Linked DNA regions of Homo sapiens: region 1 is linked to region 2. A link is a loop called in an ENCODE intact Hi-C map of the cell type or tissue named here. Cell type or tissue: ascending aorta. All regions are shown on one strand. Links, peaks and the distances in the headings refer to the core of each region. The heading gives the core; the rest is flanking DNA.

What was found. Hi-C counts contacts between places; a loop is a spot of excess contacts. Peaks named below come from ENCODE experiments on the same cell type or tissue, not always from the same donor. Only the 100,000 strongest peaks of a DNase experiment are listed, where the experiment ranks them.
Region 1: it touches region 2 in a loop (5-fold over the local background); 9 of 110 quality-filtered maps call a loop at or near these places.

What each region holds. Positions count from the first base shown.
Region 1 is chr9:115,685,055-115,701,783 of GRCh38, reverse strand. No RefSeq gene overlaps it. Among named protein-coding and RNA genes, the nearest start is that of LINC00474, 230 kb to the left of the region's middle. RefSeq lists an enhancer at 9,648-10,847. In ascending aorta, for the core only: a CTCF peak has its summit at 7,645 (motif pointing left); DNase peaks (open chromatin) are centred at 7,622 and 10,373; H3K27ac peaks cover 1,360 bases.
Region 2 is chr9:116,564,969-116,581,697 of GRCh38, reverse strand. All of the region lies in intron 19 of ASTN2 (astrotactin 2), which reads left to right. LOC107987014 (a long non-coding RNA gene) reads right to left here and starts at 14,072. Exons shown (of 3, transcript NR_171890.1): 1 at 13,836-14,072; 2 at 12,770-13,316; 3 at 11,768-12,024. In ascending aorta, for the core only: a CTCF peak has its summit at 9,342 (motif pointing right); a DNase peak (open chromatin) is centred at 9,397.

The DNA of each region.
Region 1 (16,729 bases), core at 3,288-11,287, 880 kb after region 2:
AGATTTTGAGAAAGACTAATGTTAATTCTTCTTGAGATATTTTACAAAATTCACCAGTGAGGCTGTCTGATCCTGGACTTTTATTTTTTAGGTAACATTATTTTTTTCTTATAAACTTTCTATTTTACAAATTTGCCAAACTAATTTATTAATTCTAATAACATATATTGTAAGATTATAAGGATATTTGAAATAGAGAATCATATCATCTGCAGATAAAAACAGCTTCACTTCTTTTCAACATTATATGATATTTTTCTTGCCTTGTTGCACTGGCTAGGAACAATAATATAATGATAAACAGAAGTTTTGAAAGTGAACATCTTTGCTATTTTCCCTAATTTTAGCGGGAAGCATCTCGTATTTCACTGTTAATTTTTATGTTAGCTTTAGGAATTCTTAGGTGCCTTTATCAGTTTGATAATTTTTTCTTATTTTTTCTACTTTTCCTAAAAATTACTTAAGAGTATGTATTGGATCTCATCAAAAGTTTTTTTCTGCATCTATTGAGAGGATTATATATTTTTTATTTTATAGTCTAATAATAGGATGGATTGCATTGTTTCCCAATTGTTAAATTAATTTTACATTACTGACTAAACCCATTTGGTCATAATGTACTAAATGTTTTAGATGTTGCTGGATTCAATTTGTTTGAAAAACATTCTTGCACTTGTGTTCATGAAGAATGTTGGTCTATAGTTGACTTTTTATAATAGTTGACTTTTTATAATAGTAGCTCATTTTGAGAATGCATTGAGCATGATTTCAGTCATTTTAAATTTATTGCAATTTGTTTTATGTACTAGAATATGGCCTATAATAGTGAATGCTGTTTGAAAAGAAGGTGTGTTCTATTCTTTGGGGTGAAGTATTCTATAAATTTTTATCAGGTCAGGTTGGTTTATGATTTTGTTCAGATTTTCTCTATCCTTATTGATTTTTATGTTTGTTAGCTTGTTTTATCAGTTCCTGAGAAGGGAGTGTTGAAACCTCCAACTAGATTTGTACATTTTTCTTTCCTTTTCTATTACTAATGTTTTTTGCTTTATGCACTTTGAAGTTTCAATACTTGATGCATTCATATTCAAGATTATTATGCCCTGTTGATTAACCTCTTATCATTATGGAATGTCTCTCTTTGTCTTTAGTAATATCGTTATTCTGAATCTGTTTTGTTTAATATTAATATAGCTACTCTATCATTCTTTTGGTACGATTTTCCTTGGCATATCTTCTTTTTCCGTTTACTTCTAAACTCTCTGTCTTTATGTTGAAATGAATTTCTTATAGACAATATATAAGTATGGTTTACATTTTATCCAATCTGAAAATCTATGCCTTTTATTTGGTACATTTAGACCCTTTAAATTTTATGCAATTAAAATTTGGTAAATCTACTACTCTGCAAATTGTTTTCTATTTGTCTCATGTGTTCTTCTCTCCCCATTTCTTTTAGGTTAATTGACTATTTTTATTATTCCATGATACATATACTTATGTTTTATTGGTTATAATGCGTTTTACATTTTAGTGGTTATTCAACCATTAACTAATATTATACCACTTTATATATAGTGTAAGTACTTTATAACATAGCATTTTTATATTATTCTTTCATCCTGTGTGCTATCGTGTTCAGAGTTTTATTTCTACATATGTTATAAATAGCAAAATAGATGATTTTACGTTGTTCTGTTGGTGGCCTTTATTGAATGAGGTCTTTTATTATTATTGTCACCACCATTACCATTATCATGTTGACATTTTCGATCTGTTTAGCTCTTTAGAAAAATACCTAGTATTTTTGGATTTTTAAAGTTTTTGTATCTGTAAAACAGTGAGAAGATTTTTCTCATAAAATTATAAGAAATTTTTCTTCATAAAATATGGCACATTGCAGGCATTTTATAAGGGCTGAGTGAACTTCATGAAATAAGTATGAAACACATGTATAGCTCTGTGCTAGGCACTAAGGGAAACAGAAGTAAGTATAGGAATATTAACCTGCATTTACAGAATTAATTATGAATTTCAATTATGGAAAAAATAGAGTATATATTAAATACTGATTTGGAAGTTCAATTTGAATTTCTTATAAATCTTAATAGAAGTGATGTAGACATGCAAGATTAAACTCAGATTAAGAATTTTGTGTAATAATAATTATTGGAGTCAAAAGAGATATCAAAGAGAGAAGTGACTATGTGCTCTGATATAAAACCGTTTCTAGAAATTGAGAACATTAATTTCAATAGGATAAATGAGGACTGTAGCTGAAACAAAAACATAGAAGCAAGATTGTTCAAAATGTATTTGCTTATCCATATCTTCTATTTCACTGATAGGCCAACTAAGTACAGGGTGCCATTAAATCTTGGCTGAATTAAGTTAATTGCTTTTTCCATTTTTGCAAGCTCAGAGTGAGACATCAAATCCATTCCCTCCTTATATTCTGTCCTTAAGTATAATAGTAACCATCTATCAGATTCCCAGTAGTGAAAGAGGCAAATAAAGAGAAGATACATGAAGTGTTAAGGAATTGAAGTTAAGGAATTTGCATGCTCTGTGGGGAAATAGGTTACAAAAGCATTTATGCAGAGGCAAGAATCTCTAGGATTGTTTTTATTGATGCATAACAATTGTATAGATTTATGGGGATACATGTGATATTTTGGTACATGTATACAATGCGTAATTATCAATCAGGATAGTTATGCCATCCATCACCTCAAATATTTACCATTTCTTTGTGTTGAGAATATTCCAAATCTTCTCTCCTAGCTACTTTGAAATATATAATAAATAACTACTGTTACCCTACTGTGCTATGAAATGCTAGAACATATTCCTTCTCTCTAACTGTACTTTTGTACACATTAACCAACCTCTCTTCATCTTCTACTTCCTCCTACCCTTCCCAGCCAGTGGTAATAATCTAGGATTATTTTTGATTTCTGACAAAGAATCATTGTAGTAATAAGTTTGTACAAACTTAACTTTCTAGGTTAAAAAAAAAAATTACAGACTTAGGATAAAAGTAGAAATAAAACCTGGAAATCATCCTTGATTCCTCTGCCTCCTGTAGACTGTCTTACAGTTGAACACAAAATCTTGTGTATTCTACTTTCTACGTATCTACTAATTCCATGGAGCTATTTCCATCCCACGGCCACCATTCTAATCCCAAGCGCTATCATTTCTCCTCTGATTAAAGTAGATCAGCAGTAACTTCACTAGCTGCCAGCTTCCACTCTTGTCCTTCAAAATCCGTTCTGCAAATTGCAATCCCAGTGTTTGAAGGATCATTATTTTTGACATTCTCTGATTTTATGGTAAAAAAAAATTCTCGTATCTTTAAGAATCTTTCATGACAATGAAATCTTTCATTTTCAAGTTTGCTTTGGGCACTTACTAGCTTGTGTGGACCCAGTTAAATGCAGACCTGGGAAATTTGGCCATCAAAATCTCTTAATGAAAATAACCACATAGTGACAATCATTCATTTCTATTAAAAATTGTACACTGGGAATATGATAAATGCCTGTGTCAGTCATTGTACAGGAAGCCATAGCAGTGAAGACAGTGGGTGAGTGAGAATGTATCAGAGAAACAAGGAGATTCTATGTGCATCAGGTGATGAAAACTTAATGACAAAGGGGAAAAGAAGTGTAAGAATTTCTTTCTCTCTTCCTTCCTTCCTTCTTTCCTTCTCTCTCTCTCTTTTTCAGAATTTCACTCAGTTGCCCAGGCTGGAGTGCAATGGCACGATCTTGGCTCACCACAACCTCCGCCTACTGGGTTCAAGCTATTCTCCTGCCTCAGCCTCTCGAGTAGCTGGGATTACAGGCAAGCACCACCACGCTCGGCTAATTTTGTATTTTTAGTAGAGACGGGGATTTTCCATGTTGGTCAGGCTGGTCTCGAACTCCTGACCTCAGGTGATCTGCCCCCCTCGGCCTCCCAAAGTGCTGGGATTACAGGCATGAGCCACCGCGCCCGGCCAGTATAAGGATTTCTTAAGAGCTCGATGTAACCATATAAAGAGCGTCTCTAGAAGATGTAATGTATCAAGCTTAAAAAATTACTCAGAATTTATTCAATTATTTTATTTTTCAGAAACAAAATATGTTATCCCCTTTGTGTGGCTAATCAAGAAATATTTTTGCAGGGGTCAGAATCTTAAAGAGTGAGAACATTGTAATTCCTTCTTCCAGGAAAATACATACACACACACACACACACACACACACACACACACACACACACACACACACAAATATTTTACAATGAGTATTTTTAGATAGCCTTCGAGGGATGGCTACAATAAGTTTATTTTAACTTAATATCTCTTTTTTCAGCATTTGTATTTGATGTGGTAGTTTTTGTATGAAGGGAGGCTTTAGAAAAGATATAGGTAAACTTTCAAGCAGGATTCTACTCTGATATCTCTCTGCAAAGAGTGCAAATGTAGGGCAAAAAAGTAAAAGCTGGCCAGTCAAATAAATTGGGAACACATATTATGCCAGAAGTGGAAAATATTTCAAACAGCTCTTATAGCCTGGACATCCCTTCATTTATCCATTTGGTCATCTGGCAAATATTTATTAAGCATGTTTCATTGAAATAAAATAAATGCATTTTATATTTAGGATGACTTGGTTCCAAACTCTGAAATTTATAAACTGATTTTGGGTAAATCAGTTATTTTATCTTATCCCTACATTATTTTACCAGGAGTAAATAATCAGAATTGCTTTATAGGATTCTAATAAAGATAAACTGAGATGACTTTTGAAGGTGCTAGTCTAAGGATAGGAACATGTGAAATACTTTGAGCTTATCTCATATAAAGAGGAAATTTGGATGCAAAGATGAATAAGGTGCTTCCTTTATCCTTGAGTACCATAAATACTTGAAGATGAATATAAATTACTAGATACTCAATAGCGAGAGACACGGATAAGTGGAAGGTTTGGGTTGCAGCCGTGACCTAGACCTGAGTTCACTTTCTTCAGAGTAAGAGAAATAAGTGTCGTTATACTTAGAACTGAGGATTGCATGTAATTTGCACCCTCTTTACCTGAGTAAAAATGGCCAATAGTGCACTGTCACTATGTTTGGAGTCTGCCAAGATGTAAATGTGATCCCCCAAATGTAGAACTGGGATTAAAAGATTGAGAACCATTGCAGTGCAGAGGAGTCAACATATTGACATAATGTATGCCATATTCTCACCTCCTGTGCATTGGCAGATGTCACTATCAGATTTCAGTCCTCTTTGCTATTGAACAAAGTTGTAACCTCAAGGTTTTCTCCAGTGACCTCAGGATCAAATAAATATGACACCTTAGAAGAAATATACTTCACTTTTTGTTTTAGATACAGATAGGAATGGTAAATAGGGTTTCCATTTATTTACAAACTTCAATCAAAAGGTAGTGATTGCATCATGGAGTAGAGAATTCTGGAACTTTGTTCAGGCTTTTGAATAAAGAGAACCATTAGTGAGTGATGCCTGCTCTAGTGTATTTTTAGAGGCCCTGGAAAAGCATTTTCGTTCCTCAACTTATCTTTCAAGTCGAATATTAACATAATTTGTTTATCCAAAGTGACATGCAAAATGCTAGATCCATAAAATGACAATTCCACTTAATTTAGTAAGAGTAACCATAGGAATAATCATGAGATCCCATGGGAAAACCACTTTGGGGGAAGAGGATGTATCACAGGATTCTTCGAAAAGAGTAACCCATGAAATGAATCTTAGAGAAGGAGAAATCATGAGACAAAAGAGGGAAAGGGGTAGTATTCTAGACATAGGGATTTTTTGAGCAAAGATTAGAAGCTAAAACTAGCAAAACATATAAGGGATGCCAAGAAGAGTCAGTTGTGCTGAAACATGATGGGAAGAGCAAGGAGTGGTAGGGATGAGGCTGGGCAAGTAGGCTAGAGCCTGCATCAAAAAAGGTCTTGATTGTCATGCTAAGTTGTTCATACCATTTACTAAAAATGGAAAATCATAGAAATAATTGATGGAAAAAGTGATATGATCAGAATTGTGTTATTGAGAAAGACATTGCTAGTTACACTGAAACAACAATTAGATGAAATAAGGAGTTTGGAAGCAGCAATCTTGGCTTCCAATTCCTGCTTGGGGACTAAATTATTACATGGTATTGAGAACAAAAGTTCCCCCTTTGGATCTATCTGTTTAAGTGAAAAATGATTGAGTTGGGCAAGGTGATTTCACTGGGCTCTTGTAGATACAATATTTTATACTTATCTTTTGGTAACTGGATTATTTGATTATCTGCTCCTCAATTGTGTCATTGGAATAGTAGAGAAACTTATCTTTGGGTTTCCTACCATGTACAAAGAGATTGTATGATGTAAATGAGGTTACAGATATTTTGGAGAATGAGGAAATAGTCAAGCAAAGATGACAAATTGTCATTTTGTTTTCTAAATAAATAGCTAGCCCACAGATAATGAGGAAAATACAAGTTTAATGCATTTCCCCAAACTTGCATTTTCCCATTTATCTGTAGATAATTTCTTCTTCTATTGTGAAACATATCTTTGTGTGTGACTAATGTGGGAAGTCTTTGCTGGACCTCTATAGAGATGGGAAAATGCATTAACCTGACAAAGAATGGAGACAGAACTGTGTCACCTTTTTCACAACTTAGAGATCTAGTTCCTCAGAGCTGCAAGAAATGTTATAGATCTTCTTGTCCCATAGTTTTCAGGTTCTGTTCCTTATGACTTAGATGTTCTATGGAGGCACCTGAGGGATAACCTACCAAGGAAGAAAGCAGAGATGAGGAAGACAGCTTTTTTATTTCTTTCTCTTCTCCTAGAACCATGTTGCTGCCACACATTGAGAGCGCACTGAGAAGAAAGCCAAGTAGATATAGGTACATAGGAAATGGAGATGTGGATCTCTGATGACAGCTTTCAATTCCTCACCCAGCCATGTCTGACATGGTTCTTCCACTTAGATTTCCTGGTTATTTTAGGTAATAAATTTCCTATTTTACTTTTAAGCTTGTTTGAATTGAGTTTCTGTCCCTTATAAAGAGTTTTGAGAAGTACTTTATATGAGAATTTCATGTATGACTTTATTTAATAAAATATTTTTCCACTGTTTATCATTGGGAAAATATAAATTTGGGAACCACTGATTTCATGCAATGTAATCTTTTTTAAAGGAAGTGACTGAAACAAAATCCAGGATTATTTCCCAAAGTTACACATCAAATACATGGCACTGTTGGTGCCAGAATGCAAAGCCCCTGATGTTTGTAGCTGCTCATCTCACTCTAGTTATCTTCCCACATGCACAATATCACCACTTATCTCCACGCAACATCACTGTGACTTACCAAATATCGAGGAATAATATTCCCACACTGACCAACAGGAAATCATTTGAGGAAGAAGGCTTATCCATCTCTATAGAGGTCCTGCAAAGACTTCCCACATTAGCCACACATAAAAATGTGTTTCACAATAGAAGAAAATTTGCTCAATCAACCAGACAGTGTGGAAAGACCTTGTAGGATTCTTGGAATCCCTTAGCCCCAACAGGGGCAATACTGCTTGGACACCGTTAGTGATGTGTCATCATGGTACTGGAGCACCACCTCCTGGTTGTGTTGAAAGTTTAATTTACCTTTTCTAGTTAAAGAAGGTCTGGTATTTACTAGAAATTTATGACCTTGGAACTAGAAGGGCCTTTAAGAATGACCTGGTCCATCACTCTTCTTTCATGGATGGGGAGATAGGCCAGAAGAGGAAAAGTGATTTCCTCCCACCATAATAACCAATTAAGAGCAGGGACACAATGAGAACCCAAATGTAGTCTCCCTTTCCAGTGCCTAATTCTATGGTTGTAAAAGTTGATAATTTTTTAGTGTAAGAAACCAAAAAGAGTCTGAATTTACCTGAGGAGAAGAAACAATGAAAGTAAGTACAAACAACTTACAGAATTGAGAGGTCATTGAACAATTGAGTCACAGGCAAGAGACAATTGAGAATCTAGATAGAAAGAACCGTAGGCATTCTGTTCAGGAACTATCCCAATTCACATGAATCAGCTTTAAATGTTTCCCATTCACGCATTACTTCACTCAAGATGTATATCCTAAGGAAACAAAGACTGATTGGCCTAGATTGAGATACTTGCCAAGCCATGGTGTGAAAGTATAAGAGCCTCTGACATAATTCCATCGAAACTTTGTAGGAACTACCCCTATAGGGAGAGGTATTTTCTCAAAGGAAAATTCAATGCTGTTCCCATAAGAAAAGGGAAGGGAGCCGGGAATGGTGGCTCATGCCTGTAATCCCAGCACTTTGGGAGGCTGAGGCAGAGGAATCACCTGAGGTCGGGAGTTCGAGACCAGCTTGGCCAACATGATGAAACCCTGTCTCTAGTTAAAATAAAATTGGCCAGACGTGGTGGCATGCGCATGCATTCCCAGCTACTCAGGAGGCTGAGGCAGGAGAATCGCTAGAACCTGGGAGGTGGAGGTTGCAGTGAGCCGAGATCATGCCATTGCACTCCAGCCTGGGGGACAGAGCAAGACTGTGTCTCAAAAAAAAAAAAAAAAAAAAAAAAGAAAAAAAAAAAGAAAGAAAAAAAGAAAAGGGAAGTGATGCCAGTGAACAAAAACAACAGATGTCCAGTGCAGAAACAAAGTCAAGTTATTACTCAGGCATTTTCAAACTAGTGTCGTGAATCATCTACTCATAGACCAGAACACAAAATTCACATTTAAAATCTTCCTTTGCATTGTAGATGCCCTAGCTCCAAAGCATGGACAGCCATGACTTTACCACCTCTGAGTATCTGATACACCTGCTCCTTGGCACTTTCTGTTCCACTGCTTCTTGATATTGAAATGACATCTGTTTTACTTTTAGCTATTTCAGGAATGACAAACCAGGTCACAGAATAAGACCATATAATTAATACCTGGGCCTTGCTGTTGATGGAAAATATGAGGGGCTCAATAGAAAAGCTCCAAAACCATAGCATTTCTAAGGCCTCTCTTCTAAGAGGGGGTTCCGTCTATTATATGGAAGGTCTCCTTTAGTACAGGGCTTTTCTACTTTGGCAAAGTTGACATTTTGGGCTGGAAATTCTTTGTTGTGAGAGGCTGTCCTGTCCATTGTAGGATGTTTAGCAGCATCCCTGGCCTCCGCCTACCAGATGCTAGGAGTACCTTTTAGTTGTGACAACTAAAAATGCTGGTTGACTTTGCTGATTTTCTCCTAGTGAAGGTGACAGGGAGTGTGTAATGTATTCTAATTGAAATACATTACAGGCATATGTATTTGGAGGTGACCCCAGGATAGGTAAAACTAATTTCATTTTTTTACCCCAGAGGGAACTTTTTATCAGTCAACACGACTCAACAGTGGGAGACTTTGCCTTGGAAAGTAAGAGGTGTTTTAGGGATATTTAGCTGAAGCTGGGTACATACCGGTTAGTGATGCTGTTGGGAGTGGAGCAACATCAGATAGATGGTTTTTTTTGTTTGATTTTTGTTTTGTTTTATTCTTTAAAATGAAAAAACCCTCAGATACAGTTATTATATCATTTTATTGCTCTTTGTCCAATAGATATGTGTTTCTGTTCAGTTCTTTTTGTTACAAAGAAGCCAATAGAAACTCAATTTAATGCACAGAAAGGAGTACATGTGAACTGGATATGGAAAAGAGAAGTCATAAAAACAATTAAGGTATTCTATAGGACCCGATACTCTCTCCATCCCTCCTTCCCTCAGGGAGCCCACAGTCAGTCTTTTAAAGTCCCTCTGACCTTTTCCTCTATTGTCCTCTTCCCAGCAGCTGGCTACCTTTGCTTACTCACAGTCTTTGCTTCCTTAGGACTTGCGTTGGCAGTGACTCATTAAGGCAATTCCAACATCTTTCTCTAATTAGTATCCTTGGGGATTTAGCTACTAACCTAAAATTTCTCTCTTTCCGTTGTTTCAAATTCTAATTTCTGAAAAAGAAAAAAGAATTAAAAGTTAGATTATCCTTCTGCATGTCTGCATGTGACAGCAACATAGGTAGTTGGTCTGTGTCTAAATTTGCTGTATTTGTTACTGTGTTGTTAGTTACAAATAACAGAAAACCCTGATTCAATTGGCTTAAACAATAAGGAAAGTCTGTTATCTAATAACATAAAGTCCTGAAATAGGGCCTTTCTGGGCCAGTTAATCTTTATATCATCCCTGCAAATCCCATTGATGACCCAAGGATCTAGGTTCTATACGTGAATCTGATCTGCTATGCTCAGCGTGGTGGCTTTGTTCTAGGGCTAACTCCTCCTCATGATCATTACTGTATCCTATCTAAGCCATCTTAGCCAGACATAGCAACATCGTGTGTAAGAAGGCACTGCTCTTACTAAGTTTTCTTTTTAAGAATGAAGAAACCTTTTCCAGAAGTTCACCCGGAGACTTTCCCACATCAACCTCACATTTCATTAACCGGAATTATGACACATGCTATGACTAAGCCAAATGCTGACAAGGGGAATGAGACTACTATGTTTGACTTAGACTAATCATGTTTTAAATGTGATCAGGGGAATAGAGTCAACTTTCCTAAACAATTGATTCTTGTACAAACATCAGATTGTGTTATCAAGGACAAGATGAAATAGAATGTTTGTGGTAAGGGTGTCTGATTGACCTGGCTTTGGATTGAGTGGTTACTTCTTGCCTTTCCTTCTGTGGTCAAGGAAGATGAGATTCATGACACAGCCTTGCTGCCTAGCTAATCTATGGATGTATCTGTCCTTGGATCTGGTGCCCATCCCAATTTCAATAAATTGTTATAAATCATTCAGCTGGTGGAAATGACAGCTTCCTGTGTAGCAGGGACCATGACTATGACAGCTTCTTTTCAGATGGGGGAGTTGCTAGTACCATGATCTTGTGTCCAATAAAAATTTTTAACTCCATCTGTTTTTATATAAGTCCTCATCTTTCTCATTTGTTCAGTTATAGGTCTATCAATCCTGTACTGAGTGCCTACTATGTGTGAAGTAGTTTGGATACATAGATGAATAGTACATACAACAGAAATTGAGGAATCCACAGTAGCAGTGCCACAAACTGGAGGCTGTGTTTACCGGCATGAAATGAAATCTCCTAACAATTTCAGCTAGGACAATGTATTATCAAGAAAGGGTCAAACAGTGGTATATATGAGAAAAAATAGTTGGCTTATGAAAAAATAGCCTCTTTGCTTAAGTTTTTAATTTTTAATAATACTAAAATTAATAATAGAATTACTTTATATTCTGATACTGTTTCATAGTGCACAATGCACTTTCACTTAGCACAGTTAATCTTTATATCATCCCTGGGAATCCCACAGCAGAGCTATCTTGATTCTTACCAGAAATGGTCTTAGGATAATAATTCTCACCTGACCTCAACTATGTAAAAGGTAACATAAGTAAGAAACAGAAGAACAGGGGCTTAAACCCAAGATCTCTTGTTTCCATATCCACTCTTTATTCTACTTCATAGTCTACTAAAAACATTGTGTTTCTTTCTTGATAAAAATAAAGTCACAGGTTATTAAATGGAACTAATTATGGCACTCATGGCCTGTCCAAGTTAGTATCAATATTTTAAAAGTTTGATGATTACAAAATAAATGAAACTGACTTCTCTCAGGAGCACATACATTGGGTCAAACTAAGCTAAGTCCCATAGGTAGAAATCACCATAGGGACCTGCTATAATAAATAGATAAGAATAATCTGTAACTAGCATGTCATCTCTCTATGTATAAATTGTGTTTTAAATGTATTGAGGAAAAGTTTGCTCGCTTAAAGAGGTTAAATATTGCTGCCTGCCATCCTGTTTACACTGTTAATTTGCTTTCCAAATCCTTTTAGCTAGATAAAGCAAAGGTAAACTTCAGAATAGGCTCTGTACAAATTATCACCAATTGTAAATTAATGAGCTTTTTGCTTTATCTGAGTTGCAGAAAGACTAAACAAATGAGCTGGAATCATATATTTTCTTTCCATCTGAAGGGCTATATTCCCCCCTTTACCACTATTTCCTCTCTCAGGAAATTCAAGAGGTCCACTGATTTAATACATCCAATGTTTCAATATAAAATGGACAGCCAGGCCACCCTTTATCTTTTTTTGTTTCACCCAATTGGTGACTAAGCCTTACTTACTGGTTTAATCTAATTTTTCCCTTTCCAAACTTACATTCAACATAATCAAACACTAATGTAATTGTGTATGATGTCTTCCTTTCTTCACAATTCTATAACGAGGGGAAAAGGTTTTGTCAGTAGGAGTGGTATCATATGTAGTTTAACTAAAGGAGCAATGACTTATTGTACTCTCTCCCATTATGTGGCCCAGTTGAGGCTAATTAACTCCCATTTATATACTCTTTACCTCAATTCATACCAGGAGTTTGAACCTGCTCTTCCCAATTCATGAATTTTGTAATGGAGAACATTGGATCCAGACAAATCCTGATTTAATTTCAACTTTACACCCTCAGGCAAGTTACTTCCCTTTATTAAGACTACATCTTTCCATATGTAAAATGAGATTATCTGATGTGATTAAGATCTCTTCAAAATATTCAACATGTTTTACTTCCACTTTGCTAAATTTTTATCAAAGTAGTGTTCTCTAATTACCCACATCATCAGAACTACTCAAATATTGTTCATGCACTTCTTTAGAGCACTTTGGAAAATTTCAACAGAATTGGTTGTCTGGTAAACCCAAGGTCACAGGCATAGAAACCAGTTTATAGTATTCTCTTGCAAAATATCTAATGATATCCATAATGTGGAAAGCAAACAATAATTTTATGTCCAAAAATAGAATAAACTGTTCTACCTGGCAACCTTTGCCAGGAGAACAAATGCTTGCTTTTGAAATTTATCCTTCCCTACACCATGACCAGGCTGAATGTATATATTCATGACCTAGGCATTTTTCCTGCCACCTCCAAAAATTTGTTTTTTACCATTTATCATTTTGTCTGGATAATGTGCATGATGATTTCAAAACCTAGTAAAACCTATACATGTTTGATTTGTTCTTCTTTCTACAAATAAAACAAAACAAGAAAAAAGTGACAAAAAAGCAATACCTTACAGGTAGCTACATTTTATAAAACCTATTTACTCTCTTGTCTTATTCAACAATAACAGCCAAGCAAGCAAATAACAGAAGAAGTAAAGGAAGCCAAACAACATCAAAATTTAAAACCAACCAACTAGTCATGTGTGGTGCCTCATGCCTGTTGTCTCAGCACTTTGGGAAGCTGAGGTGCAAGGATCGCTTGAGGCCAGGAGTCTGAGACCAGCCTAAGCAACATAGCAAGACCCTGTCTCTACAAGAAAAAAATAAAAATAAAAATTAGCTAGGTGTACTGTGTACCTGTAGTCCCAGCTACTTAGGAGGCTAAAGCAAGATGATCTTTTGAGTCCAGGAGTTTGAGGCTACAGTGAGCTGGGATTGCAACCTCACTCCAGCCTGTGCAAGAGAGCAAGACCGTGTCTCAATAAACAAAAACAGAAATAAAACAAAAAAAACAAGTAACCAGTCACCACCACCGTCACCACCACCACCGTCACCACCACCACCATAACAACAACAGAAAATGCATGGTTTCAATCACCACCCATTTGTAGAGAACTTTTGATTCATAGACCCAGGCCAGATCTCTCCCCGCCTGAACTATAAACTTGTGTACTTCTTTTGCCCCCTTGACATTTCTATCTGCATATCTCACTGAAAATTTTATTTCTATATACATATCTAACTGAAAATGCTTAAAACTGAACAAATTTCTACACAAATTCTGTTCTATTATTCATGTTACCTTATTTCGGTGAATGACAAAAACAAGACAAAAATATGGGGATTATTTTCAACTCCCCTTTTTGCCACACCTTTTATAATGAATCACTTCCTAAGTCTTTATGATCTAACTTTTCAGAATTCTCAAATCTTTCTCCTTACTTTTATCTCCAATTGCAACATATATATTAGTGTGTGTATGTATGCGTACTACCATCATCCTTGCAGCTGACTTCTTAATGATGCTACTATTTGCTGATCAATGGATTTTCTATATGGCAGTTTCAAATGTGAGTGGGACTCTTTGCTCTTCTGCTTATGACTCCACAGGGTTCCAGTTGCCCTCCAGGTAAAGTCTAACTCACTAATATGGATTGCAAGTCTTGATGAGATCAGAACCCTGACGATTTTCTCGTTTCACTTTTACTCTGTTCACTGGCCTCCCCTTAATCTCTAATTCAGTATTCTCAATCCTGACTGCACCTTAAGATCATCTGGAGAAAAAAAAATGCTTCTCCACCCCTCACCCTCATACAAATGATGATTTAATTAGTCTGAGATAAGGTTATTAATCAGTAGTTCAAAAAAATTGCCACAGATGTTTCTACTATGCAACTACATCCAAACACACAAAGAGCTCTCTTGTCTCTAGCTTCTTTCTACTAAGAACCCTCTTTTTACCTGTTTTACTACTCCTGTCTGTGTCTCAGATAGAGACTTTATTCATTAAATATTGGCTACATGTGTTCAGACAGGCATTTAGGCAGGTTGGGTATGGAGAGAAATAACAAAGTGTGCTGAAAGAGAATAAAAAAGATCTGGATTTGAATCTTCATTCTGATAGATAGTAGATATGTTCAGAACATTACTGAAACACAGTAAACCTTGGGTTCATTATTTGTAAATTGCAGAGAATACTATCTACTGCACAGAGTTTCTTTGATAATTAAATTTGATAGCATATGTACATTTCAGAAAACAGGGACTACAGGAATACAACTTTAGTAAAGAACACTGGCTTTGGAACCATCTAACACTCATAATCAAGTTTTAAGTCATATGCTTAATAACAATATCACCTACTTTAAAAGTTGCTTAAACTCTCTTGGCCTTAGTATTTGTAACCTTAAATTAGGAATGATATTACCAAAGTTAAAGTTCATAACAAAAATTCAGATAGATATGGAGGACATTTGTAACACATAAAAATTCTCTTGATACTCTCTTCTGTGTATGCATTAGGCTTGAATAAAAAGTTTAAAGTCTGTATAAATTCTAGATATTATAATAATTATAATAGAATCCATTATTATTAACATTATTATTTTCTCATTTGTAAAATTTACTCCTTTTCATAACCTTGTTCATTTCCTGTAAGTACCTATAAAATATCAGTTACTTATTTTATGTAACACTTCCCACTATAATGGGAAGCCTTTCTTCAGCAACTAATGTTTTAACTTAGTGTTGGAACCTCCAAACAACTATGTGGATGATCAATGCTAGGCCCTGTATTGACTCTTTTTTGAAGGTTCTTCTTGTCTCATTTTATCTGACCACTCAGGCTGGAAACTGGAGACCCTTGCAATATTACTCTGATATTAATCCCATCTAGAAATCATGTTGAGTCATAAAATGCAAGTCATTCTTCAAATTACTCGATGTCAAAAGATTCTTCTATATTGGGTCTGATGTCACATGTGATGAAATTAGTTGGCTATATTTTCTGGATGTGAAGTCATACATTGATCATGCCCTTGACACATACTGAGTAGTCTCATTTTTCTGGATTTATAGTTTTTGGAAAATACAAATACATTCAATATTCCATATATCAAAATATGTGAAGAAAACTGGTGTTAATAACTTATACAGGGATTAATTTCTGTAAGTGTTCATCACAAAATAGCACTTCAAGATGGGGGGTTATTCATTAAATGGAAGGTATGCTTAGCCAATTTGTAAATGACAATTGTTTGAAAGATATAGAGGACATGGATAGCTCTCAGACTCAGTATGCAGATAAATAGGAAGAAAGTGGAGCAGAGATAAATTGTTTGTAACAGAAAAACACCTAGTAGAAATAAATTCAAATTCTTTCTTTTAAATGCAAAGAACTAATTCCACAAGAACTGTTTATGGAGTTGTCACTAAGCAGAATCACTGATGGAAAGGGATGTGATTAGTTGACATAAGCTCACCATATCAATTGTGCAGTCTGCCACAAAGAGAACAGGGATAGGTCTTTATTGTATCCTCTGCTGGCTTATTACATTATTTTATTTAATCCTCACAATAATGACGTGAAACTATCTTTAGTTGAACAACTGATGTCTTTAATAAAGAACAAGTTTTACAAGTTTACTAAATGGAAAAAACAGAAATAAAATCCAGATAAATGGGGTCTCTAAACATTTTTATTCTATTTGGTTTCCTCCTCCTGGTGTCTATATAAGTTCTGCTTCCACCAAGATAGACTAACACAAACAACTTACCTTTCCATCTAAAACAATAACACACACTCACACAAACAAAAAACAGACAAAATACTTGAAGCAACACATTTTAAGATACTGAACATTAGGCAAAAAGAACAGTGATCCCTGGAATATGACACAAATATGAAATAAGCCTTACAATTGCCTTCTGTTATTGTATTGAGAGGTTTTCCAGACCATAACACAAAGAGAATAAATATAGACAAAGTCCCAAGGAACTTTTTGAGTTTAGAAAATAGAATGGTAAGTCCAGGGAGGACAAGGCCTTTAGAATTCATGGGACAGCATACCAGGAAATAAAGAGCAGCACACAGAAATTCACAGATATCCAGAGGATCCCTCTCCAGTATTCAGT
Region 2 (16,729 bases), core at 5,626-13,625:
AAGGATATGCTCAGAGACCATCTCACTCAACTTTCCCATTTTGCATAGAGATGAGGCAAGATTAGCTCAGATCATGCAATATGTCAGTGCAAAGTGGCAAGACAATTGGATATGAGGACCAGAACTAAGGAAGAATATCCGTCTGGGCAATAGAATTTGGGGGGTTGTCGGGTTAAAGGTGAAACAATGCATGTCTATATATTATCTTGATAAAGCCAACTGACCAAAAGGAGAAGTGGGCTTGAAACTGAGGACAATGCAGGAGCAACATGATAGAATGACTACGGGAACTGGGGCACCAGGTAACCAGGGAAAGAAGCCTTAAAGAAGTAAGGTAGTGGTCAACTGATTGGAGATGTAAGTTTCCAGGTCATGGTGGTGGTAAATGGCAGAGCCAAAATTTGAACCCAGGTCTGTGATTCCAGAGGCCACTCCCCTTCCAAAATGCCATGTTGCCATCCAGCTGAGACAAGCTTGATGGCAAAATATCCATGATAGCAAGCAGCACTGTCTTTTTGTTTCCCTGACTCTCTGGCTTCCTAGACCCCAAATGCCCTCAGAAAAGACTGAAGCTTAACGGCAGGAAGGTCAACCAGAACTTGAAACTCACTCTGAGAACACTAAGGCTCATTTCTGCCAAACTTTCTCCCCACCCCCATCCCCAGGGAAAAGAGTCCAACAAAACTTCAATTCACTTGTAATTGCTCCACTCCCAGAATTAGAAGGATTTTTTTTGTTGTTGGTCTCCTTCTAACACCCTCAACTGATGCTTTCACAAAACTGTTATTTTAGGGCTGTTTGGACTTGTTTTCTACATAGCTCTTGTTTTCTATTATTTCTCTCTTTTTCCAGGGTTCAGACTAATTAAAGGAAGTGTAAATCACACCTCGTTTGCACAAAATACCTTTCATGAGGTCTGGAAGCAATTTAGCTTCTGTTTGCCAAAGATCTTTAGGAAAGAAAAAAAAATCCCTTTGGTTTAAAAAAGATTAATTTCTTGGTGCCAAAAAAACCCATTAAGTGCACCTCCCACTTCTGGGATCTTTTATGGTTTTCATGTGAAAATGGCAGCCAGAAAAAGAGAGCGGGAAGACTAGGCTGGTTCTGCAATTATGGCTGGCCATCCCTTGCCACCAGCTTAGCAGCCCTGCAGCAAAGCACAGGTTTAGAACACAGCCTGGTGTCACAGGGTATTCAGAGTAACTGGAAGATTTTTTGCTGGCTGTCTTCTGCTCCCCTTTTCTCACCCCAGATTCTAATAACCCCTGATCAATGTTCTCCCAGGGCCATGGGTCCTTGATGTGGGATGAATCTTGTCAGCAAGGTTGTGGACAAGGGGGCAGAGCTGTCACCTTGGGCTACCTCTTGCCCCTCTATTAGAGACCTACTCCTTATTTCAAGTCTTCCTGTTTCCTCTCCCCTGCCCCATACCTCTGCCTCTTCTGCTCTGTATATGTTCACCTTTGCTCTGAGAACTAATCCAGTGTATTTCCTCTGAGCTGCTAATGTCCCAAAATGTGAAACAACGAAGGGCCTCTAGTTATCTTCTAACTTTCTTACTTTAAAGATAATGTGACTGGCCGGGTGCGGGGGCTCACGCCTGTAATCCCAGCACTTTGGGAGGCCAAGGTGGGTGGATCACGAAGTCAGGAGTTTGAGACCAACCTGATCAACATGGTGAAATCCCGTCTCTACTAAAAATACAAAAGTTAGCCGGGCGTGGTGGCACGTGCCTGTAATCCCAGCTACTCAGGAGGCCGAGGCAGGAGAATTGCTTGAATCCAGGAGGCGGAGGTTGCAGTGAGCAGAGATCGCGCCACTGCACTCCAGCCTGGGTGACAGAGCAAGACTCTTCAAAAAAAAAGATAATGTGACTTAGGTGTGACTTAGGGCCAGTGAGGGGGAATTGTTTGCCCATAGTCCCACACCTATGGCACAGCAGAGCCGGGGTTATTTTATTTTATGTATTTATTTATTTACTTTGAGATGGGGTCTCACTATATTGCCCAGTCTGGTCTCAAATTCCTGGGCTTAAGTGATTCTCCCACCTCAGCCTCTCAAGCCGCTGGGTCTACAGGCATGTACCATTGCGCCTGGCTGGAGCAAGGGTTAGCCCTTAGGGCCAGACACTAAGTATAATGTTCCTTTCACTCTTTCATAAAGATGACTTTCTCACAGTGGAATTTCTGACAGCAAGATGGTAAGAGAAAATGTTGTAGGCTTCGGAGGGGTGGTGTTTGCTCTGCTTCTCACATTATACCCTGATAATGGTTGTATCCGTTACCTTCTCATAACATCGGTCATGAGAAAGCAAGATATGAGCTAGGCTAACCATCAAGGAGGTTGTGGTAGATTGCAGCAGAAACAGAAAACACTTTATGACAGACAGATCCAGTGTTTGAATCACATCTTCCAGACAGATCCTGTGTTTGGATCGTATCTTCCTGCATTTTCATCTGGATGACACTGGGCAAGTCACTTCACCTTTCCAGGCATTGATTGCCCCATTTGTAAAATAGAGATATAAGTACCACCCTCCTACAAATGTTGAGACACCTAAATGAGTTAGTGGGTGTAGTCATCCCACAGTAGCAAATCAATACTTGGAGGCTGTGGTTTTTCCAGGTGCCTTACCTTTTTTTTTTCCTTTCGACTCTACTATTTTGAGAATCACAGGTGCCTCACTTCTTGAGAACAAATACCTGTGAATGTGGACACTTCTTGCCCACCCCTCTTCCTCTAAGTGCGGAATTTACTTCCTAAGAAAATAAGTAAATAATAATACAAAAATATTTGGAAGTTTTTAAAGCATGAAATTTCCAGGCTGTTTTTCTGCTGCTCAGAGCCTTCTGTAATTCTGTGGACAATAATAACTTTATCCAAGAATGTATTACATATTAGGTTTCCTCAGTTGGTATTTTTTTTTTCCATTTGAAAAACGCAGCTTTTTAAAATAAAGTGGAGTCGGACAGGTAGAGTTTGGGGGAAAAACAATGGTGTTGTTTCAGGGATTGGTACTGTACAGTAGAAACACACACACACACACACACACACACACACACACACACACACACACACGTTGGAGCCAGACGGCCTGGGTTCAAATCCTGACTCTGCTACTTCCTATTTACATGGTTGTAGACACATTTTTTTTTTGCATTTCTGGAATTCTGATTTCATAATTTCAAAATGAGGATTATAATTCTCATAATATCTAGTGATTATTATAAGAATTAAAAATGTTCTTAGAACATTTGTCAGGAGGTGTAGCCCGTGGTAGATATTCACATTGTTACAGGAGTGAGTGAGAGAGAGAATTCTAGAAAAAAGGACGTGAGTAGTTCCAGAAAGGATCCTCAGAATCAGAAAAACAGAGTTTGGGTCCTAGTTTTAACAATGATGGGGACTTAGTTTCCTGAGACTCAATTTTTCAGTCAATCAAATGGAATTCAACACAGTATCTCTGACACTTGTCCTGTCGTCTCTGGGCTCACTGCCCCTTAGCCTGAGCCCCTGTCCTCATCATTGCTCTTCTGGGTTATTGTAAATGTTTTCTTAACTAGTCTCCCTGTCTCCATTCATTCTTCCCCTATTACCTCTCTGGTTCACTTTCCACTCTGTAGTCAGAGAAAGGATCCTAAAGCCCTTCATAATTATCTTTTGCCTTCAGAGTAAGGTTCCCGTTTCTTAGTGTGGTTTATAACATTCTCCAAAATCTTACCCCTTCTTGCATCCCCCAATGATCTCCTCTCCCATCCCCTGGCTCTGCCCTGCCCACCCTTATCTCTGGTCACTGCAAGTTTAAATCCCTCTGCTGAAATGCCCTTCTACCTCAACCTGAGATTATCAGAAGAGATTCACCTACAAGCCCCCTAATTATTGGATTGATAATTTAAATCAATGATTCTATCCCTTCTAGCTTCAAGTTGCTCATCTGTAAAATAGGGACCATCAATCCCTTCTCCACAGGGTCAAAGGAAAAATTAGATGAGATAACTAACATCACTTGTTCAGCACTTGGCATAAACTAAGTACTTTTCACAGGATTAGTTCTCCCTTTTTTTGTTCTCTTCAACTCAACTCAGACACTGTTTTCATAGACCCAGTGCTCATCACACTGGATCATAACATACATTCTTTTTTCTTTTTCTTTTTCTTTTTTTTTTGAGACACAGTTTCATTCTGTTGCCCATGCTGGAGTGTGGTGGCATGATCTCAGCTCACTGCAGCCTTGACCTCCCCCGGGCTCAAGTGATCCTGCCTCAGCCCCCCAGCATAGCTGGGACAACAGGCACAAGCCACCACACCCAGCTAATTTTTGTATTTTGTTTTATAGAGATGGGGTTTTTCCATGTTTCCCAGGCTGGTCTGCAACTCTTGAGCTCAAGCAATTCAGTCACCTTGACTACCCAAAATGCTGAGGTTACAGGCATGAGCCACCGTGCCTGGCCTATAACATGTATTCTTGTGTCTTCCCATTTTACTGGCCTCTGAGTTAGTTCTTTGAAAGTCACTGTAGTTCTGCACTTGGATTCTGATTTCAGATCCTAGCCCCATCACCAACTGTGCGTGACTTTGGATGAATTAGTCTGAGCCTCAGTTTCCTCATCTGTAAAATGGAAATAACCACAGCATCTATTCACAAGGTTGTTGTTAGGATTAAGTAAGAAAATGCACATAAAGTCCTTAGCAGAGCTCCTGGCACACAGGAAGAACCCTATAAATGTTTACTGTTATTGTTGGTGTTGTTTTTGGTATTCCTAGTGCCTGGCCCAGGGAAGAGATGATGATTGTTGAAAGGATAAAAGTGCTTTATAAGCAAGGTAAGGGTGGGATGAGCTTTCTGATGGTTTTCAAAGGAGAGATGGTAAAAGATCCAAGGTGGGGCTTGCTTTGTGTGATTATGGGATCAAGCCAGAACACTTCTGTACACCCTGAGCTGTACTCTTTCCCTCTTTTATTTGAGATTTGGGAAGGGGGTAAGAAGGGGAGAATGCCCGAAACGTTCATTGTGGGGCAGGCACAGGCACAGGCACACAGAGTACCAACAACACATGAGCCAGCAGGGCCGTTCTTGCTAGTGTGCTGTAATCCTGTCCTGAAGCACTTCCTGCATTCCTGTCCCGGCCTAGCATCCTCTCATGCTCTCCCTGTGGCAGTGCCAGCCTGTAGGATCATCCCCTCCTACCCTGGCCTCCCATGGGGGCCACCTAAATCATCTTGCCTTTTCTTGGTTTGATGGGAAGCTCTTTGTTTTGGCTAAAATACTATGGGCTTGGGTGGTAGAACATCCTGAGTTTGAATTCCAGCTACTGCTTACCAGATTTGTAATTAGGTCAAATAACTCAATATCCCTGAGCCCCAGTTTTCTTGCATGTATAATAGGGATATTAATCCCCATTCACAAGGTTGTCATGAGAGATATGTGAAACACCAGGTCGTATGCCTAGTCAGTGCCTGACATATTAGTAACTGCTTCTTAGGGGACTGATCAGTCCTCCTTCCTCTTTTCATTGTCCACAGCTGCATCTGGCCACTGCTCCACACCGGCCTCCTGGATATAGGATGAATTCCCTGTAAAAGGGAGAGTTCAAAGTGAGGCCAAATGGCACCCAAATGCAAATAGAGGGGTGGGGCGCTCAATAACCTTTTGGGTTCATTGAAACTTATAATTCTGCTACTTTGTAAAATGCTTCCCAGGTTGGGAAGGTCAGTGTTGGGACAAAGGGCCACTCATGAGCTTCCTCCTCCCTCTTCCTCTCCCCATCACCAGTGCCCTGAGCTTTTCTCCTTTTAGCACATTGCCAGAGAGTTGCCCTTTAGCTGGATAACTCCCCAGCATGTATTCTCATTTCCCTTATCAGCTCACTATGCAATGAATCTGTTCACATTCTCCTGCCTAGCTTTAGTGTACAGTCCAATATACAGGGAGAGGCACACAGTCAATATTTTGAGGGGAAAATGATTAAGGAACTTGCTTTTGGGACTATCTGCAGTAGTCAGCACCCCCTGAACTTTCTACTGCAGACTCTCTCAGACAGTGCCTTTTCTATATGAACAATGTTAGGAAATCCACTTGGGGTGCTTTCTTAGCCTAGGACCCCAAGACCTTATATTAATATAACAAAGATACATTGATTGCTGACTATGTGTCAACCTAGATGCTTAGTAAAGATGTGCTTTTTCTCTAATGATCTATAAATTAAGACTCAATGGAAGCTAGAGAATTTAAGGTGGTCTGGATCCTGCCATCTCCCCAGCCTCACTTCTCATCACTCCTCTGTAGGGATCCTGTACTCATCCACACCAAAGCAGTTGCATTCCCTGAAAGACTGTGCCATATTACCTTTGTTCATCTTTTTGGACCTTACCATCCTTCTGAATTTTTCTTTCTTTTTTTTTTAATTATACATTCCAGAACACTTGAGTTTTTTAATCAGTAAGTTTGTATTTTTATAATTATTAAAAACATAATTTTACTATGAAAAAAAGAGGTAAGCCAATAAAAGTGATACTGCAGTATCTGGGTTGTGGTAATTTAGAGGTAAATACAGGTGTCATCACCAAGCAAAAGGAATTAAAAGTAGAGCCTTGAAGGACAAGGTAGGACTTGAATGAAACGAAGAAAGAAGGGTGTTCTAATTGCAAGTACAAAAGTCTGAAGGTTGTAGCTTGTGAATCATGCACAAGGACAAGAGACACCAAGACAAATGTAGGTTAGTTGGTATGGATGCTGAAGGGAGTAAGGATAGAGTCTTAACTTGAAATCTGCTGTACATTGTCTTTCATTGAATGCCAGGCTGCTGCACTTGATTTTGAGCCCGTACCAGTTGGAGGGTTACTGAAGTTTAATGTGCAAAGGAATAACATCATGGGGTCTGTGCTACAGATAAAATAGCAGAGATGTTGCCCTGATACATCTGATGAAACTGGGACTTCTGCACGTTGGCTTTGCTACCTGCAAAGGGGGAGGTGGTCCACACACAGTCGGTAGAAACGGGCAAGCATTTTACCATTGGCCTTGACTTATTGAAAGGAGAAAAGGCCAATCTCTTTTTCAAGAGGAAACTAGATTTGTTGTCTTTCTCTGCCTTCCCAACAGACTAAATCCAGGCACATGTTCACAAGCACCTTCCACTGGGATCAGTGAGCTGTTTATTCAGCTTATCTCAAATGCAGGCAGCTTTCTCTTTGCATAGCTGCAATAAGCTCACCCTCAGGGCTTAGAACACAATTGAAGTGGGGTTGGGTGGAGTGGGAGACAGAAAGGGAACAGTTATGAGCAGGTCTGGGGCCTGGCACTGGCCTTTGAGTATACTGCTCACTATCTTTTAAAAAGTGATTCCTGTAGCCAAAAAAGGCCACATTTCCTACCTTTTTCCTTCTTACTTAAGGCTTGGCAAGTTAGGACCCATGGGCTGGCTGTCTGTTTTGTAGATAAAGTTTTATTGGAACACAGCCATGTCCTTTTATTTACATATTATCTATGGCTGTTTTCACACTACATGGCAATGTCAAGCACTTGCAACAGAGACTGTGTGGCTCACAAGGCAGAAAATATTTACTACCAGCTACTTCATATTTAAAAGTTGCTGACCTTTGATCTAACTAAGCTTCCTCTATCCTTCAAAGCATAGCTAAAATTCACTTCCCCTGGGAAGTTTTCCCCGATTCTCCCAGGTCTCACTCAGTCCTCTCACCTTGGATGTACAATGCCACTTCTTGTCCACATTTTTTATACCATGTTTCTCTTTTTTATATGATTTTAAAAACAATTCTAAGTACAACGTATGGCTTTGGGGACAACTGCCACATTTTATACTTTCTATAAAATCATACTCACAGGAGTTGGCAAAGTGGAAGTTGTATATGGTTTATAGAGAGGTGCCTGGTATTGAGTGTTGCTGTCACTGACCAATGCCATAACTTGGGACAAACCACTTCACTTCTCTGAGTCTCTCTTCTCATCTGTCATTTAACATGATAACATAGTACCTACCTGTGTAGGTTAGTACAAGATCCAAAGAGATTAACTAAAACAAACACACAAAAGCAAAAGCAAACAAACAAAAAACATGATTCTTGTAGTAAATAGTTATTTAATAATAACTGAATTATGCTACTTGGGGTCTTGCTTTGCCCATGTGTAAATTTAGAATTTTGTCCCATAACATTCTGGAAAAAAAATCCATTATTCATATCTTTTGTGAAATGCTGAGTACAGTCTCCTCCTTTCTTAGAAATTCATAAGACATTATCATATTAAAGGCTCTGAGATATCCCATGAGAAAAAAAATCTGTTTAACTTTATTTAATCCTGTATTTTTCAAATTTATTTGGCCACACCTTCAAATAACTATTAATGTCTCATGGGAGGTAATGTTCTGAAGAACACACTTTCGACCAATTGGGCCAAGTGGTCTTTTGGTTCACCTGGAGCTGTCATCCTGAGTTAAAGAATAGCCATTGCTTATCAGAGCCTCTTCTTTAATCACCAGCACAAGGAATGCAATGAAAACTCATGTTTTTGCATAAAATGGTGCCTTTGGTTGTGTTTCTTCTATAACGCAGGAAATAGTAAATGTGTATATTCTCAAACCCCACGATATTAGCCATGCAGGCTGTTGGATGTTCTGCCTCCTGATGTGTGTGTGTGTATATATGTGTGTGTGTGTGTGTGTGTGCATGTACCCACATGTGTGCACGCATGTACCCACATGTGTGCACACAGCACCTTTCTCTTCCTCTTGAGGCTGTCAGAGTCACGCACCTGGGGCATTACAAGTCCTGGGTACCTCTATAACTATTCCCTTTCTTCTCACAAGAGTGCCTTTGACCTCTTTCTGTTAAATCCCCTAGAAACATTTCAGTCCTCCCTCTTTCTGGAACTGGAACCCTTGGGTCTCCACCTTGGGTCCCTGCTGCAAAGGGGAAATTGGGGTCTTGGGAAATTATTCCCAAGGGAAAGCGTGAAGTCATTGGGTAAGCATAGATTTGAGATTCTGACTTCCTCAAACATAAATTGGGAATAGCTGACCCTTTCACCAGTGAGGGCTAGCACACATTTTGTTGGCTTATGCCCATGGGGCTGAGACCCAAGTAGGCGGTCAGGGAAGCCTTCCTCACCATCTGCTTAAGACGCATCTGCCGAATACTCAGTATCTCAGTGCACTTATTCACACCCTCTTTCATTCTCCAAAACATCTCGCTTTCAACGGCAAATTATAGGCGACCCTACCCATTCCTCTCCTAAAGTCCCTTATTAAGAAGGCTGGAAGTCTCAGGGGTGAGCAGCAAGGGAAAGAGGAAGTCTGTTTCCAGTGGTGTTCATGGCCCATACAGCCAACAGAGGGCGCTCCCACACCACGCAACACTGGGGTCCAAGGATCCAGGCAGGCCCTGGGGAAGGCGGCCAGCTGACCTTTCTCCAGGCTGTTCTTGGGTTGCCAGAGCAGCGGAGGTGTCAGCTGAGAGTGGTCACAGCCTGGGGAGGAGAAGGCAGGGAGAGAGGCTGGGGCACCCGAAGGGGAGGAGGAGCTGGCAGGGAAAACACACAGACACATTTCACAGAGGCAGAGACACAGGGGAACACACAGAATATGCAGTTGTACCTACAAACAACAAATGCAACATACCCCACACAGACACAGCATGCAGCCAGGGGATTTAGAGAAATCATATAGGGTGCAGACTCACAAATGAATGCAATCCATCCCATACAGGTATACACAATGCAGTCACCTCAGCCAGCTAAACAAAAACAAAGGCAACACACAGATACCAACACATATAAACATGCATGTGAGCACATCACCCAACAGGGACATTCAAGCTATGTGCAGCCAACGAAAGGCAGATAACAAAGAGACACGGTCACACACACACGGGAAGCACACAGACACATACAGTAGATCCACAACACATACAAAGTTACACACCATGGGGATAGCATGCCACGCACAGACAACACACAGCTTGTACTCAACACATGACAGATGCCTCAAGAGGCGTATCATAGATAAACAGCACAGGCACACAGATGCGTAAACATAGCCACCTTCCCACAGGCATACTGTAAAGATATACATACCGTGTGCCACATGGATCCACCCAGCACAAACAGACACAGACACATTAGATGGCATCCACTCACGTAGCACCCACAGCACAGCACACACCAAATACTCACACTCACCGTATGGACATAACTCCACATGGATCAAAAGCACTTGTAATTCAGTAAATGTTTCTAAAAGAGAAAAGAGGGAGAGGCCAGAAATAGGGAAAGAGAAAGGGTTGTGAAAGATGGAAAAAGAGACAGAATAGAAGAAAAGTGAGAAGACCCAGGGAAGGAGGGCTGGAGTCCAGATTGAGTGCTCAGCTTGGTCTCTTTCCCCTCTCTGCCTCGGTCATGATAGCAAAGAACAAGGTGATTTCAGGTGGCTCCCTTGGGGAAACCACATAGACTTGATGGCTACAGTAGGAGCTGATGGTGCCCCAGGGAGAGGAAACCACCAGCGTGGGGCCAGGGATTGTGCCTCAGTCTCATCTGGGGCAGTGGCACCGAATCATATCTGAGTCCTTGCAGCTTCCATTTCATCTCCAGGGAGATCAGCTCCAATCTTCCCCATCTCATTTAATCCTGACCTGTGAGTGTCTTACTGTTCATATCTGACTTTCTCTAGGCAGCAAATGTTGCAAAGAAACAATTACCAAAACTCTCAGGATGTATCTCCTTCTTCCTTTTAAAAATATACCTTTTTTAAAAAATAAAAGGAGAACATGTGAGTGATCCTAACAGAGCTTGTTCTGCCAGAAAAGACAGGACAGGTCAGGATGGTACAGGATTCAGCAAAGGTTGCTTATTATGTAACTAAACAAATAAAACTTACTTGGAATCACAGGATTTTGAGTGAAACAGATTCAGATGAGCACACTTTCTCAAGCAACCATCCTGGCCCAGATCAATGCAGGGTGCTGGGATATAGAAATAACAGACTCAGCCGGGCGCGGTGGCTCACGCCTGTAATCCCAGCACTTTGGGAGGCCAAGGCGGGTGGATCACGAGGTCAGGAGATCAAGACCATCCTGGCTAACACGGTGAAACCCCGTCTGTACTAAAAATACAAAAAAAATTAGCCGGGCATGGTGGCGGGCGCCGGTAGTCCCAGCTACTCGAGAGGCTGAGGCAGGAGAAAGGCATGAACCTGGGAGGCGGAGCTTGCAGTGAGCCGAGATGATGCCACTGCACTCCAGCCTGGAGCCGGGGCGACCGAGTGAGATTCTGTCTCAAAAAAAAAAAGAGACTAAAAGCCCTCATGTTAAAACCTGTAGAACAATAGGTGATAGAGATATAAAATTTAAAACTTATACAATAAGAGAGAAAGGGTTAAGTAAATATATAGGATTTGGTTATTCTTATATTGATAAGGAAAGAAGGGGCAGAATGAACATTAATTGTAAACCCACTATATGAACTGTGCTGGGCACTGTATATCAGTTATCTCAGTTAAAGCTCATAAAACAACTTTGGAAAGTAGAAATTATCAGCTTCATGCTTCAGATAAAGAAAGCAAGGCTAGAAACGTGAAACCACCTGCTCAAGACAACAAAGTTAGGGAGCCCAGATTCGAACCGAGTAATCTGCTTCAAAGCCCCCTGACTTTTCCACCCCATGGTAATAAGCATCTCCAATGACTTTTCACATCTTGAGCAAGAGCCAACAGAAGCAGGAGACAGACAGTCAAAGCAAGGAGACTCTGAATTAGACGGCATGACGGAATACATTAGACTCTCCAACCAGTCAGAGAAACCTTGGGCTATGAACTTGCTGGTCATTTCCCCAAGGCCTTGCATGCTCCAGTTTCTGGGTCTGGAAAGAGGTCTCCACTTAGGTATCAATATGCTGATTCCCAAAGTTCCTGCTGAGGCCCTCTGTCCTTGGGCGGTTCAGCTCTCGGCTCCATCATCACGCAGCCTACCATATGAGCCAGGTGTCAGGGATCTCTGGCATCTTGAGTTTTCCTAGGTGTCAATACGTAGAGAAAAGAAGGAAGGCAGCAAAACACATGAACCCAAATGTGAATTGAAGCTGAAGAGAACCAAATTCTGTTCTCCAGTTCACATGGTCTGGAGCACACATTTCTGTATCACTGAGTGTCTGTCGTGAATTTTCAGATAAACAGCAGAGCTGGAAGGAACACTTGAGATTGTCTAGTTCTTTACTGGTAGGAAAGCTAAGGTCTAATAACATGCCTTAATTTATTACTGCTGTGTTTTGATTGATAATCATAACAGCAAACATTTATGAAGTACTTAATATTGTGCCAGGAACTACGTTAAGCACTTTGCACATATTGCATCATCAGATGTTCACCATGCTTCTGTTAGGCCTGCACTATATTTGTCATTTTCACACACAAGCAAACCAAAGCTCTGAGACTTGCAGTGGCTTGCCATGGGTTGCACGGCTAGCCAGTGACACCATTGGCATGCAAACGAGGCCCGTCTGATTCTTAGTTCTAATTCCCAATGACTTTGGTTCGTTGCTTCCCTGACTACTCAGGAAACATGAAAAGGGACATTTCGCCCTGATTTAGAAAGAAGGTAACTCAGGTGCCTAGAAGAAGAATATCTTGCTCACACTCCAGAGCTCTGAACCTCTCATCTGCTTCCCTACCTACTGTTCCTTGGACCAACCTTGACCCTATCATTTTTCTTTCAGGGTTGGTTTAAAAAAAAATAGTGTCAGAGTAAAAAAAGGCCTCACCTTGCCTAAAGGATATTTTTGTAATACTGGAAAGTGGCATTCTCCCTGTCCTAAGCTTCTTTCTTCTTTAACAGGCCATCCAATTGTTGCCTTCCAGTTGGCTCCTTCGGGAGGGGGATCCTCTATCCCTTGGCCCCTTCAGTCTTGCCTGGTTCAATTTGGTCCTGTGGTCCTGATCCCCCATCAAGGTAGTAGTATCTTTCCTTAATTCAAACCTGAACTGAATATATGTCCCTGGGCCTCAGAGAGGGACCAGACTCAGGATGGTGAAATAACTGGCCTGGAGTGTCCCAACAAAGACTCTGTGTGTAGAGAATGGAGAGCTGGCTGGTAAGGCTGGGGGCTAGAGTGTTCAAATGTTGTTTATGCTGGTAGGATGGGTCTCTCATTCAGCAAGAAGATTTATCTGGCATTACGTAGCTCTGTCTGCTGAGATTTGGCTACCGATTCAGGTTCTGAAGATGGACAGGTTAATGGCTGCCTTTGTTCTCAAATATATTGAATTTTCTCCCTCGCTTTTCTTGGTCTTTCATCTACTTAACATCTCCTAAAAAAAGATAAAAATTAAAATTTAAAAATTTAAAAAAATATCCAAAACTCTTTCCATGTGATGAGCTCACTATAGGCTAGTCCACTAGTACAGTATTGAATTGAAATGCAAAGCATCCTTGTCCCAATAGGAAGGTTTTCTACCTGCTAAATGGATCTCAGAATCATTTCTTAATTTTTTTTGCATTATACATTTTCTAATATCCTGGTGAGAAGGAGAAATGAGAGTATATCCCACATTTGGGGGCTTCATCTGAATTATTAATGACATCTAGAGAAGAATACTTAGGCCTTTACCAAGAGACTAAGTACCTGAATTATAGTTTCAGCTCCACCATTTGTTAGCTGTTTAATCGCATCTTTACAGTGAGGTGATAATAATATTCATGTATACAGTAGAGGCTCAGTGAATGTTAGCTACTATTTTTGCTACCTGTTTCATTATGGTTATTATTAAAGGCACAGTCTCTCTGAGGCTTGGTTTTCATATCTGGGATGCAGAGATAATAACTCTTACCTTGACATTTTGGGAGAGGGGTGTAAAATGAGAAAGTGCCTAGCATACAGCCTGGCAGGCAGTACAGTTTCAATAACTAGCAGTTATTCAATAACTAGTAGTATGATCTGTCCTGCCTTCTGCCTGCCAACCGTCCTTCCTTCATCTTCTTCGTGAAATAGTTCCCACACCACTACTTTATGTCTCTTATTTAAACCACCTCTTACTGGTCTTGCTGTCTTCTGCCTTCACTCCTTCAATCCATCTTCCATGCTACAGCCAGAAGGGTCCTCCAAGGCCATTTTGATGTCACAAGCCTCCTGTGACTATTCCCCATCTGGCAGAGCCTACATTTTTAGGGACATGAGAGCCCCTATCCACCCCCTGAACCCAGGGAGAAGCTGCATGTCCACAAGGTTTCCAGCCCACTGACTGGACAGAGACTTCCCAGAATAGGCTGTTGGCGCCCCACCCCGCCAACTGAGAAGAGCACTCAGTGGGGAAAAACTGGGGAGGGCTGTCAAGGGTGCCACCCAGAGAGACAGAAGCCTAGGCTTGCAGCCTCACAGAGGTGCACTACAGCCAGCTTGTCTGGCTCCTGAGGACAACTGCACACATATCTTCCCAAGTCCACGTTCAGGTAAATCACAGTGGTAGTGTGAAATTGGCCAGGGTGGAAGTATTTATATGTTGGAAATCAGCCAGTGCTATGAATCGGCACTTTTCCTCTCTTCCCACAGAGAGCCAAGTTGTTAAACATTTACCAGCACTCAACTGAACCTCAGTCTTATCAATTGTTCACAAGTCACATGACCTCTCTCAGCCTTGGTTCCTTCATATGTACATTGAGGATAGTGTGTTAGCTTGGATCCTCTGAGAAGCAGATGCTGAGATGGGATAAAACATCAAAGGATTGTATTAAGGGAAAGGCCTATGTGAGAGAAGATGGGAGTTTGCTGTGAAGGCTGGGTGGGAGCCATCAGGTTGGGGGGAGTCTGACCCTGTGTGAAGGAGAGTGGGAAGGAAGGCTGTGCAGAAGCATCCCAGGCTGCTGCCCAGCCTAAGGGAATCCTCAAGACAGTCTGCCATCTGAGGATTCCTGTATCTCCCAGAATGGGCTTGCCTTAGTATCCCTGCTATGCCCAGTCGTTGGCTAGGAACAGCCTGTAGGAAGTGTGTCCTCAGTGCAGATGCAGGGTTAAAATTCAGAGTACTCAGACTAGGGCTCTTGATTAGTTAAGCCCCCTGCCATTGGATTTCCGCATGGTGAATCAATTCCGCTGCAGGTATTGACACATCAAATCCTGTTGATCCAGGTCACTACATATACCTTTAGAAATATTTTCTAAGCACCTAACCTATGTGAAACACTGTTCTGAGTCCTGGGGATGGAGAAATTTCCATTAATAAAGTTCTGGACCTTATGGGCCCCATACAGAGGAGATTAACAAGTAAACAGATATATTCAGGATAATGTGAAAAGTAAGGGGATGATGGCTAAGGAGGCTGTCAGTAAAGGCTACATAGAAAAACAAAGGATTGAGCTGATCCTGGAATGAGCCCAGTATTGGGTGAAATGGGAATTCCAGGCAGAAAAATCTTCAAAAGCAAAGGCCCAACATATGAAAGAACATGAAAGATTCAAGGACTTGTGCATGACTCAACATTGATTCAACATGAGATACAAAAGCAGAATTAGTGAGAAATGACCCTGGAGGAGAAATCAAGGCCAGACAAGACTAAGGAATTAGATGCATTTATTGTTTTTTTCTTTTATAGTGTAGACAAGTGAAGACTATTACAGACTTTCCATCAGAGGCATATTTTAGAATGATCACTGGCTGCAGCTTGGAGGATGGACTGGAGGGCTATGTAAGAGACAGAGCTTACACATGTAGAAGGCTGCTGGATGTGGAAGATGAGTGAAGAGTCTAAAACAGTATCCAAGTATCCAGCTTGTGTTATATGTACTTGTAATCGAAGGTCTCTCTCTAGATCTTCTACACCATAGTTTTCTAACTTCAGGTCATAATCCATTAGTAGGTTGTAAAGTCAACTTATTGGATTGGAGCCAACATTTAAAAAAAGAAAATAGGATGTAGGCTGAGTGTGGTGGCTCATGCCTGTAATCCCAGCCCTTTGGGAGGCTGAGACAGGTGGATCTCTTGAGTCCAGGAGTTCAAGACCAGCCTGGACAACATGGCGAGACCCTGTCTCTGCTAAAAATACAAACAAAAAAATAGCCAGGCCACATGGTGGTGTGTGCCCATGGTCCCAGTTACTCAGGAGACTGAGGCTGAGGTGGGAAGATCACTTGAGCTTGGGGTCCGGGGTGGGAATGGGTGGGCAGGTGGAGGGAAGGGTGTGACTGGAGGTTGCAGTGAGCCGATATCACACTACTGCACTCCAGCCTGGGTGATGAAGTGAGACACTGTCTCAAAATAAATAAATAAATATATATATATATATATATATATATATATATATATATATATGGAGAGAGAGAGAGAGAGAGAGAGAGAGAGAGAGAGAAACAGTGTCTTAAAAACATTATCCTGAATGTATTATACATACATTATCCTGAATGTATTTGTTTACTTGTTAATCTCCTCAGTATGGGGCATATGTGTGTGTGTGTGTGTGTGTGTGTGTGTGTGTGTGTGTGTGTTTGTGGCAAGCCTAAGGATTTTTTCATAAAGCTTGCATTTCAGTCATATATACATGCATGTGTATACTAGGTTGGGATGGAAAACATATGAATCACACTAGGTTGGGATGGAAAATATATGAAATAGACTAGAAAATATTGTAAGGCAGTGTTGTGTCTTACATATCTTAAACTCAAGGAATTATTGAGTTGAATGAGGCGTTTGGTTCTAGCTGGCTTAGGTTTGTACTCTAAGTCTACCTCCTTC